Linked DNA regions of Homo sapiens: region 2 is linked to region 1. A link is an interaction called in ENCODE POLR2A ChIA-PET data of the cell type or tissue named here. Cell type or tissue: A673. All regions are shown on one strand. Links, peaks and the distances in the headings refer to the core of each region. The heading gives the core; the rest is flanking DNA. Region 1 holds the start of RSPH9 (radial spoke head component 9). Region 2 overlaps XPO5 (exportin 5).

Region 1 (5,303 bases), core at 1-5,000:
AAGGATTTCATTTACCACTGAACTCCTGGTGCCTAAATCAATGCCTAGCACATGGTAGCACATAGTAGGTGCTCAGCAGATGCTTATAGAATAAAATGAAATGAATCCCAAATCTCTATCTTCAGTTCAACTTTTTCTTCTGTATTCTACATCTGTACTTTAATATACCTTCTTAACACCTTGTAACTCAGGCACCTCACATCAAATTCACTATGTCTTCCCTAGTCCTGCCCCTGAATTCTCTCCTACTGAGTGGTGCTGGTACTTAACTTACTCAGCTGCCTAAGCTAGGAGGGGTCAGCCTTAACCTCTCCTTTATAACCATCCTTATTCAATGAGTTACATGTCCTGACAATTCTAGCACTTAAATCTTTCCAACCCATCACCTCCTCTGCATTCCCTCGGATACCTCTTCCTTTCAGGCCTCATTCATATGGACACTACAATGGACTCCTAACCACAGTGCTCACCACACTTTCAGGCCATTTTGCCCACTCTGATCGGAGCAGGCTCTTCTTGCAAGCCCCTCAGTAGCTCCTCATGGCCTATGAACAAAGACCCATATCCTTTTGCCTCTAGAACCAGTTCTACACAACATCATACTACTGTTCTCCCAAACACTCTGAGACTTCCCCAGCCAACAAGTTTGTCTAACTGTTCCCTAAATAAATAGGCCGTTGCTGGCCTATTTATTTTTAAAGTTTGTTTATTTATTTATTTATTTGTTTTGAGACAGGGTCTCGCTCTGTCACCAGGCTGGAGCGCAGTAGTGATCCATAGTTAACTGCAGCTTTGAACTCTCGGGCGCAATCCTCCCACCTCAGCCTACCGAGTAGCTGGGACTACAGGTATGCACCACCATGCCCTGCAAATTTTCCTTTTTTTTTTTCTTTTTTTTTTTTTGAGACGGAGTCTCACTCTGTCACCCAGGCTGGAGTGCGTGGCATGATGCCAGCTCACTGCAACCTCCGCCTCCCAGATTCAAGTGATTCTTCTGCCTCAGCCTCCCGAGTAGCTAGGACTACAGGCGCCCGCCACCACGCCCGTCTAATTTTTCGTATTTTCAGTAGTGTTTCACCGCGTTAGCCAGGATGGTCTCAATCTCCTGACCTCGTGATCCGCCCAACTCTGCCTCCCAAAGTGCTGGGATTAAAGGCGTGAGCCACCACACCCTGCCTTTTTTTTTTTTTTTTGTAGTGATGAGGTCTTGCTATATTGCCCAGGCTGGCCGAATGGACTGCTTTGTAAGGTAGTAAGCTCCCCTTTAGTCAAAAAGAGGCTGGCCGGGCATGGTGGCTCACGCCTGTAATCCCAGCACTTTGGGAGGCCGAGGCGGGTGGATTACTTGAGGCCAGGAGTTCGAGACCAGCCTAACCAGCATAGTGAAACCCTGTCTCTATTAAAATTACAAAAATAATAAATAAATAAATAATTGCCAAGCGCGGTGGGTGATCCCAGCACTTTGGGAGGCTGAGGCGGACGGATCACGAGGTCAGGAGATCGAGACCATCCTAGCTAACACGGTGAAACCCCGTCTCTACTAAAAATACAAAAAAAAATTAACCGGGCATGGTGGCGGGCGCCTGTAGTCCCAGCCACTCGGGAGGCTGAGGGAGGAGAATGGCGTGAACCCAGGAGGCGGAGCTTGCAGTGAGCCGAGATCGAGCCACTGCACTCCAGCCTGGGCGACAGAGCGAGACTCCGTCTAAAATAATAATAATAATAATAATAAATAAATAGCCAGGTGTGGTGGCACGTGCCTGTAATCCCAGCTATTTGGGAGGCTGAGGCAGGAAAATCGCTTGAATCCGGGAGGCGGAGGTTGCAGTGAACCAAGATAGCGACACTGCACTCCAGCCTGGGTGACAGAGCAAGACTCTGCCTCAAAACAAAAATAAATAAATAAATAGCTGGATGGTCCTGTATGGTAGTGACCAGGGAATTTTCCCCAGCTCTCTCCCCATTCCGCATTCGTTCTCTATTTCCAAAAGCGCCTCCAGCTCCAGAGCAGATACCTCTATCAAAGAGCACCACCCTCTCCCTCTGGCGTCTGACTCTTCTCCAAACTGAGCCTTCTCCAAACTGAGCCAGGCCCAGCACTTGGCTGGAACCTGGCTTCTTCTCCAGGTCCGCATTTTCCAGAAACCTTCCCACTGCTTCACCTGCGTTCTTGGCCCTGTCTCTCTTATAAACCCATCCGCATGTAAGTTTCTCTTGGCCTCCTCAGGCGGAGAACAAGCTCTCGCAAGGCCCCGCCCTCCGGGGGACATCGCCCGTCCATTGCCCCGCCCTCTCAGGCTCCGCCCTAGCCTCAGATTCCGAGACATCCCCATCCCCGCCCTTTCCCTCAACCACCTCTTGACCGTCCCCAGGCCCGCCCCCCAGGGTCTCCCCCATTCCACTCATCTCAGATCCCGCCCACACCTCCCTTGGCCCCATGGGCCCCGCCCCTTTCAATTGCTGCGACCCGCCCACCCCGCCCTGCCTCCAGGTAGCCACCCTCTGGGGAGCCCGTCCCGGGGGCCTCCTCACCTATAGAGCGTCTTGCGCGGTGCGAGCTGGTCCTCACTCAGGCCCTGCGCGATGTAGTAATCGGCGACGAGGCCAAGGATGCGGCCCCAGAAGAGAACCCGATCATAGCGGTAGTCGCGCTTAACCAGCATAAGAGACGTGAGCAGCGAGGCCCGACGGTCCGGGCTGAGGCCCTGCCCACTGCCGGACGCCAGCTCCAGAGACAGCAGGAGGCTGTCGGCGTCCATCAGGTCAGCGGCTCCGCTCAACGCCCGTCGAGTTGCTAGGAGAAGCCGCCTCCATGGAGACCTGAAGCTCCGCCCTTCCGCCTAGCTGGACGCTAGGTTCCACCCACCCCACCGCCTACCGCCCAGACCTCCTCCCCACGGAGGCCTAGGCATCAGCCCCCTCCCTCATCCTTTCCAGAGTTTGGGACGGGATGTCTTCAGTTGCCACGGCCACAGTATGGCTTCCCCTACAGTTAGGCTACAGTTGGGGTTGTAAGTCCAAACCCAGCCTTTTTCCATAGATATTTGGCCTTCCCTGAGCCCTTTCACATAGTCGACATTTAGAGTCTTTACTGTATATGGACCTGGGGTCTGGAAAGAAAACAATACAAAACCCCAACACTGACACTAACTGTACTATTTCACCCCAGTCATGTCACTTCTTGACCTCAGAATGATCTGTGAAGAATTTGAGATTCCTCCTGGCTCTAATTAAGATTCTGTCAACCCGACTACCTCCACCCGCACCCCACCCCAAGCCAGGTCTTACAGAATGAGGTCCATCCATTCTCTTCCATCTTCACCAGCTGTCTTCTTTATCTACCCTTTCCATAGAAATATTCTAAGTGACAAATGAAAATCTAGGCAATGGGGGCAAGGTATAGGGTAACACCTTGGGAAAGGAGGGTGAGGAGAGAGATACAAAAAGGGGGACTTTTATAGACTACACTTTCTCATCAACTACCACCTTTCTCATCAACTACCAACTACCACCAACTGTTGTTTTTAGATCCAAATGGTAGCAAGAGATGAAAGGCCAGAACCTCACTGCAACTGGAGCTTCACTCCCTGGGCTAGATCACTTCTCCACATTCACTTCTTGAGTCCCCAGCCAAGGACAAACAAACAGGTTCCTCAGCAAGCTTGTTGCCACAGGAGATGGGCTTTATCGTTAATGTTGCTAGTTGATATTTTCATTTCTGGATTCCTTTGAAGAGCACTCAGGAAATCAGAATGACCTGGGCCCCAGCTGATAAATAAGTGTGTAAATAACCCAGATAATTACTTTTTTGATTGTCTGGGCATTGTTGGTTTTCGGGGGTTGAGACAGGGTCTCACTTTGTCACCCAGGCTGGAGTGTAGTGGTGTGTGATCTCAGCTCACTGCAGCCTCAACCTCCTGGGCTCAAGTGATCTTCCCACCTCAGCCCCCCAGGTAGCTGGGACTACAGGTGTGTGCCACCACACCCAATATTTTTTGTATTTTTAGTAGAGACGGGGTTTTGCCATGTTGGCCAGGCTGGTGTTGAACTCCGAGCTCAAGTGATCCACTCACCTGAGCCTCCCAAAGTGCTGGGATTACAGGTGTGAACCACCACGCCCAGGCTTAGGCATTGTTTAGGAAGGCATTGTTATGAGATCAGCCTGACCAACATGGTGAAACCCTGTCTCTACTAAAAATACAAAACAGCCGGGCTTGGTGGCCCACAGCTGTAATCCCAGCTACTCGGGAGGCTGGGGCAGGAGAATGGCTTGAACCTGGGAGGCAGAGATTGCAGTGAGCCAAGATCATGCTACCGCACTGCAGCCTGGGCAACAGAGCGAGCCTGTCTCAAAAAATACAACTAACTAACTAAATAAATAAATAAAATTAGTATTTGAGGGAGTTGATTTGGCTTAATGTGTTATCTCAAAACAATTTATGGCTCTCTTGTTCACAACCACCCCCACTCCCTTTAGGCAGACCTCTCAGCCTTTCCTTTCCCTGAGCGGGAGATACGGCTCAATCTCTCTTCTATAATAGCATTAAACAGAAAAACAGTCAAAATTCTGGCTGGCAGTAAGGGAGGAGACCACCCCTCATATTGTCTTATGCCAATTTCTGCCTACAAAGAAGTAAAAACTAAAAGGCAGAAATGAAATCCACGGGCAGACAGCCCAGCACCGCGCCCCGGGCCTGGTAGTTAAAGATCGACCCCTGACCTAATCGGTTATCTATAGATTACAGACATTGTATAGAAAAGCACTGTGAAAATCCCTATCCTGTTTTGTTCCGATCTAATTACTGGTGCATGCAGCCCCCCGTCACGTACCCGCTGCTTGCTCAATCAATCACGACTCTGTCACGCGCACCCCCTTAGAGTTGTGAGCCCTTAAAAGGGACAGGAATTGCTCACTCGGGGAGCTCAGCTCTTGAGACAGGAGTCTTACCGACACTCCCGGCCGAATAAACTGCTTCCTTCTGTAACTCGGTGTCTGAGGGGTTTTGTCTGCAGCTTGTCCTGCTACAGCAGAATATGCTTCAAGTGGTCATAGCACAGAAAAGAGCCCAGGCATTTTGCTTTCACTGATTTCATACTTAGCACCTATTGCAGGCTCCATGGCAGACACCAGAATCTGAAGCCAGAGAGGAGAATCTTACAGCTTCCTGATGCTAATACCTTTGGCAAGGCAAATCCTGGCTAAATATTTCAGAGTAAAACCACATAGGATGTGCAGTAATGTAGGCGAATCCAAGTTTCACCACTTAGGCAAGCTGCTCAATTTCCCCTGGCCTCATCTATAA
Region 2 (5,375 bases), core at 183-5,182, 75 kb after region 1:
ATATGTCATTAGCCCTCGAAGCCTTTTTAGAGTAATGCAATGTATAGGTCAATGAATCTCTGATTAGGCACTGTGGCTTTCTTTTTTCTCTCTGTCTTTCTGAGTTTGTGTGCCTTCTCTGGGTGGTACATCCAAAGCAGGATTGTATGAGAATAACTGAAAACCCATCCTAACTTGATTGTCCTACCCTCAACACCTATCAGAAGAGGTAGCCTTTAAGACTTAGCCATAGTTTTTCCAGAATTGTTTTGTAAGCCAGCACAGAAAATGACTGATGTCAAAACTGCATTTTCTGAAAAGCAAGTACATTGTTGCAGTTGACCTAGATGTATATTCACTTTTGGCCCATCAATAAAATCATGAGGCAAAGCTGACGTGTGGTACAAATCTTGTGCGGATTCCAGTTAATGGACCACTGCATATATAAAACCTTTTCCCAAGAATTTTTGTGTTAGTATTTTGGTTAAATGTAGATCATTTTTGCCCATTCATTGACAGGTACAAAATCAAAAGTATAATTTCTTAATGAAATCTCCAGTGTAATCAAATGTAGAAATCCATGCTATTCTCTTGTAAAGACAAGACTTCTAAAGTGGTTCTATTGACTTTATGCATTTTGGTGGTCAGGTTTCGGTGGAACGGCATGTCTCGATTGGAGAAGGTGTATCTGAAGAACAGTGTCATGGAGCTGATTGCAAATGTAAGGAATGGGTGGTTGGGAGACATGTTTCCAAGGTAGTTTAGGCAAAGCGTGACTTCTTCAATAGGGAGTTTGTGTAAAAATTCACTGCTTCTAAATAGGTCAGACAGCACAAGAAATCATAATTTAGGCCAGGCACAGTGACTCACACCTGTAATTCTAGCGCTTTGGGAAGCCAAGGTAAGAGGATCACCTGCATCTAAGAATTCGAGAGCAGCTTGGGCAATGCAGTGAGACCCCATCTCTACCAAAAATGCAAAAATTAGCTGAGCGTGGTGGCGCATGCCTGTGGCCCAGCTACTCAGGAGGCTGAGGTGGGAGGATTTTCTGAGCCCAGGAGGTCCAGGCTGCAGTGAGCTGTGATGGTGCCATGGCACTCCAGCCTGTGCAACAGAGCAAGACCCTATCTCAAAAACAAAACAAAACAAAAGCAGAAAGCATAATTCAGCATATGTCTCTTACTAGGTTTAATTAATCATGCTTATGTATTGACTTCTATTTTTTAAATTATAAAGACAGGGCAGAGGGGATTAAATATTTTCAACAAATCAATAAGATTCTTAGATCTAAATTAGATTGAAACACTATTTTCTTTTATTCCAAACAACTACTATGTGATACTAATGATGAAAAACATGCAGAATTTTAAGTATGCAGAATGAATTTGTTTCAAGTATTAGAATATGACTTTTTTTTTTTTTTGAGACAGAGTCTCTGTTGCTCCGGCTGGATTGCATTAGCATGATCATAGCTCACTGCAGCCTCGAACTCCTGGGCTCAAGTGATCTTCTCGCCTTAGCCTCCCAAGTAGCTGGGATTATAGGCATGTGGTACCATGCCCAGCTAATTTTGTTTTTGGTTTTTAGAGAGACAGGGTCTCACTGTGTTTCCCAGGCTAGTCTGGTCTCAAACCCCTGGCCTCAAGCAATCCTCCCACCTTGGCTTTCCAAAATGCTGAGATTACAGGTGTGATGACTGGATGACTGTCTCTTTAAACACAAAACAGAATATGACTTTAAACATGTTCAAAATTGTAGCCTTTTTTCTTTCTTGGTTTTTTTTAAATAACAGACATGAGAGATGGGATCTTCTAATACTTCTGCGTCTTCTAGTGTTAGAACTATTGGTAAAATATTCATTTGCCCCTTCATACCCTTCCATTTTACCAGCTACTCACTATACTCCTTATTTCTATACTCTTCCTCCCTGGCCTTCTGCAAACTGAAACAATCAATATGAGAATCTTTTCATTTTGTAAAGAATAATGATGTCATCCTAGCTCTCGATATGACAGCCTTTTAGGTGATGCAACCCTCACTTAAGCTTTAAGCGGAAGAGTGATTAGCAAGAATGCAGGACAAGTGACTCAGGCTGAAGAACAGGTTCATTTGTTCTGTTTGGTTTAAAAGTAGGCCTGCTGATAAATTTTTTACAACTCTACAGCCCAGCTTTTTTCTGGAAGTCTGGAATCCAGTCTTGCATATCTCTTAATATCTCTTGTTCTTTTTCAGGGAACATTGAACATTTTGGAAGAGGAGAACCATATTAAAGATGCTCTGTCTCGAATTGTAGTGGAAATGATCAAGCGAGAGTGGCCACAGCATTGGCCTGACATGCTAATAGAATTGGACACTCTTTCCAAACAAGGGGTATGAAACACAGCTATATCAGTTTGGTATACTTTTCCTTGGAACAAACTTCAGGGTTTGTTGTTTGATTTTGTTTGTGGGTTTTTTTTTTTGGCAACAGAAAATAGCCTTTGGATATACATAAAATGAAAAGATATTTTAGTTTTTAACTAGCTTATTTCTATTGGTGTAGGAAACACAGACAGAATTGGTGATGTTTATCCTTTTGCGACTGGCAGAGGATGTAGTGACTTTTCAGACACTTCCCCCTCAAAGAAGAAGGGACATCCAGCAAACATTAACCCAGAACATGGAAAGGATCTTCAGTTTTCTGCTTAACACACTTCAAGAAAATGTAAACAAGTATCAGCAAGTGGTAAGGGATACCCCTACCTATAACATTTCTATTTTCCAATATGAGTGTTTTTGATTAATCTTACAGTAAGGAACTAGGGTGTCTAGGTCAGCAAAATGAAATCCTATTTTATAAGCAAAAAAATAAAAAACTAGGAAATGACAGAAAAACTGGAGCTCATTTTCTTTCTTTTTTTTTTTTTTTTTTTTTTGAGACGGAGGCTCGCTCTGTCACCTAGGCTGGAGTGCAGTGGTGTGATCCCGGCTCACTGCAACCTCTGCCTCCCAGGTTCAAGCGATTCTCCTGCCTCAACCTCCCAAGTAGCTGGGACTACAGGCGCCCGCCACCAGGCCCGGCTGATTTTTTGTATTTCTAGTAGAGACGGGGTTTCACTATGTTAGCCAGGAAGGTCTTGATCTCCTGACCTCATGATCCGCCCGCCTCCCAAAGTGCTGGGATTATAGGTGTGAGCCACGGCACCTGGCCTTTTTTAAAAAAAAAAAAAAAAAAAAAAAAAAAGATAGGGATCTCGGCTTACTGCAGCCTCCACCTCCTGGGATTACAGGCATGTGCCACCACACCTGGCTAATTTTTGTATTTTTAGTAGAGATGGAGTTTCGCTGTGTTAGCAAGGCTAGTCTCAAACTCCTGACCTCAGGTGGTCTACCCACCTTGCTCTCCCAAAGTGCTGAGATTATAGGTGTGAGCCACCGAGCCCAGCCCTAGGTGTTATTCTTAATTTTATTTTCAGAAGTTCTTTAGGAAAATACTAATTTTTTTTTTTTTTTTGGAGAGGGAGTCTCACTCTGTCACCCATGCTGGAGTGCAGTGGCACAATCTCGGCTCACTGCAACCTCCGCCTCCTGGGTTCAAGCGATTCTCCTGCCTCAGCCTCCCGGGTAGCTGAGATTACCGGTGCCTGCCACCATGCCCGTCTAATTTTTGTATTTTAGTAGAGATGGTGTTTCACCATGTTGGTCAGGCTGGTCTTGAACTCCTGACCTCAAATAATCCGCCTGCCTTGGTCTTCCAAAGTGCTGGGATGGTAGGCGTGAGCCACCGCGCCTGGCCTAATTTTGTATGCTTGTAAGTTAACATTATGTGCCTTTGTATGGATTTGAAATATAAGGATAAAAATCAACCATATTTGTATATTCACTGAATAGCCACTATTCTGATGTATTTAACATCATATATATATGTATTTTTTTTTGTTGTTTTTTTTTTTTTGAGACGGAGTTTCACTTTTGTTGCCCAGGCTGGAGTGCAGTAGTGCAATCTTGGTTCACTGCAACCTCTGCCTCCCGGGTTCGAGTGATTCTTCTGCCTCAGCTTCCCAAGTAGCTGGGATTACAGGCATGCGCCAGCACACCGGCTAATTTTTGTAATTTTAGTAGAGATGGGGTTTCACCATGTTGGCCAGACTGGTCTCAAACTCCTGACCTCAGGTGATCCACCTGCCTTGGCCTCCCAGACTGCTGGGATTACAGGCGTGAGCCACCACGCCTGGCCAACATCCAGTATTTTTGAGTACATGGTTTTCATATACTTAGGCTATACATACATGTTCATGAATTGTATTCATTTAATTATGCTTCTGACTTTACTTGTTCTCCCTAGGGGAATATCAGTTATGCGTGCTTAGTAAAGTTGTGTTATTTTCCAAGATGAAAAATTGCATATATTTAAGAATCATTATTCAAGGGCATTGATTTGTGGGGGGTAGAAAGTTATTATGTGGCCTTTTGCTCATTAAAAACACTGGATCTTTATACTTCCTTTCAGAAGACAGATACTTCTCAGGAGTCAAAGGTAAGAGCTCTTTATAAAGTTTGAAGGAGACCTTTGAACCTTTCAGGTGAGGGGATACGTGCCCCTAGTGGATGGTGACCTCAGCCTTGCTTGTGTTGTATTGTTTTGGAGACAGGTCTTACTGTTGCCCAGGCTGGAGTGCAGTTGTGTGGTCTCAGCTCACTGCAGCCATGACCTCCCCAGCTCAAGTGATCCTCTCACCTCAACTTCATGAGTAGCTGGGAATATAGGTGCGCACCACCATGCCCAGCTAATACTTTCTATAGAAACAGGGTCTCAGTGTGTTGCCTAGGCCGGTGTCAAACCCCTGGCTTCAAGTGATCCTCCAGCCTCGACCTCCTGAAGTGACTGTGGGCCACTGCATCTGTCGTTTGTTTTTTTTGTTTGTTTTTGTTTTTGTTTTTGAGACGGAGTCTCGCTCACTTGCCCAGGCTGGAGTGCAGTGGCGCGATCTCGGCTCACTGCAAGCTCTGCCTCCTGGGTTCACGCCATTCTCCTGCCTGGCCTCCCGAGTAGCTGGGACTACAGGTGCCCGCCACCACACCCAGCTAATTTTTTGTATTTTTAGTAGAGACGGGGTTTCACCATGTTAGCCAGGATAGTCTCAATCTCCTGACCTCATCATCCGCCCTCCTCAGCTTCCCAAAGTGCTGGGATTACAGGTGTGAGCCACCATGCCCAGCCTGTCCTTTGTTCTGTTTTTGATCACTGAGCTATGGTTGAAGGGAAGTAAAAAAAAAAAACAAAAACAGACTTACTTTTTTTTTTTTTTTTTGACACAGGGTCTTACTTTGTCACCCAGGCTAGAGTACAGTGACGCAAACGTGGCTCACTGCAGCTTCAGCCTCCAGGCTTCAAGTGAGCCTTACCTCAACCTCAT

Evidence for each region. Peaks named below come from ENCODE experiments on the same cell type or tissue, not always from the same donor. Only the 100,000 strongest peaks of a DNase experiment are listed, where the experiment ranks them.
Region 2: POLR2A ChIA-PET joins it to region 1 with 5 read pairs; 12 of 35 experiments call an interaction of 5 or more read pairs at or near these places.

What each region holds. Positions count from the first base shown.
Region 1 is chr6:43,642,555-43,647,857 of GRCh38, reverse strand. It overlaps RSPH9 (radial spoke head component 9), which reads right to left and starts at 2,822. Exons shown (of 5, transcript NM_152732.5): 1 at 2,533-2,822. The coding sequence starts at 2,759. RefSeq lists a silencer at 3,215-3,403. In A673, for the core only: no CTCF peak of the experiment used is centred there; a DNase peak (open chromatin) is centred at 2,257.
Region 2 is chr6:43,567,831-43,573,205 of GRCh38, reverse strand. XPO5 (exportin 5) reads left to right here. Exons shown (of 32, transcript NM_020750.3): 3 at 628-700; 4 at 2,212-2,349; 5 at 2,522-2,704; 6 at 4,469-4,495. Among named protein-coding and RNA genes, the nearest start is that of XPO5, 5.5 kb to the left of the region's middle. RefSeq lists an enhancer at 1,841-1,890. In A673, for the core only: no CTCF peak of the experiment used is centred there; no DNase peak of the experiment used is centred there; H3K27ac peaks cover 1,724 bases.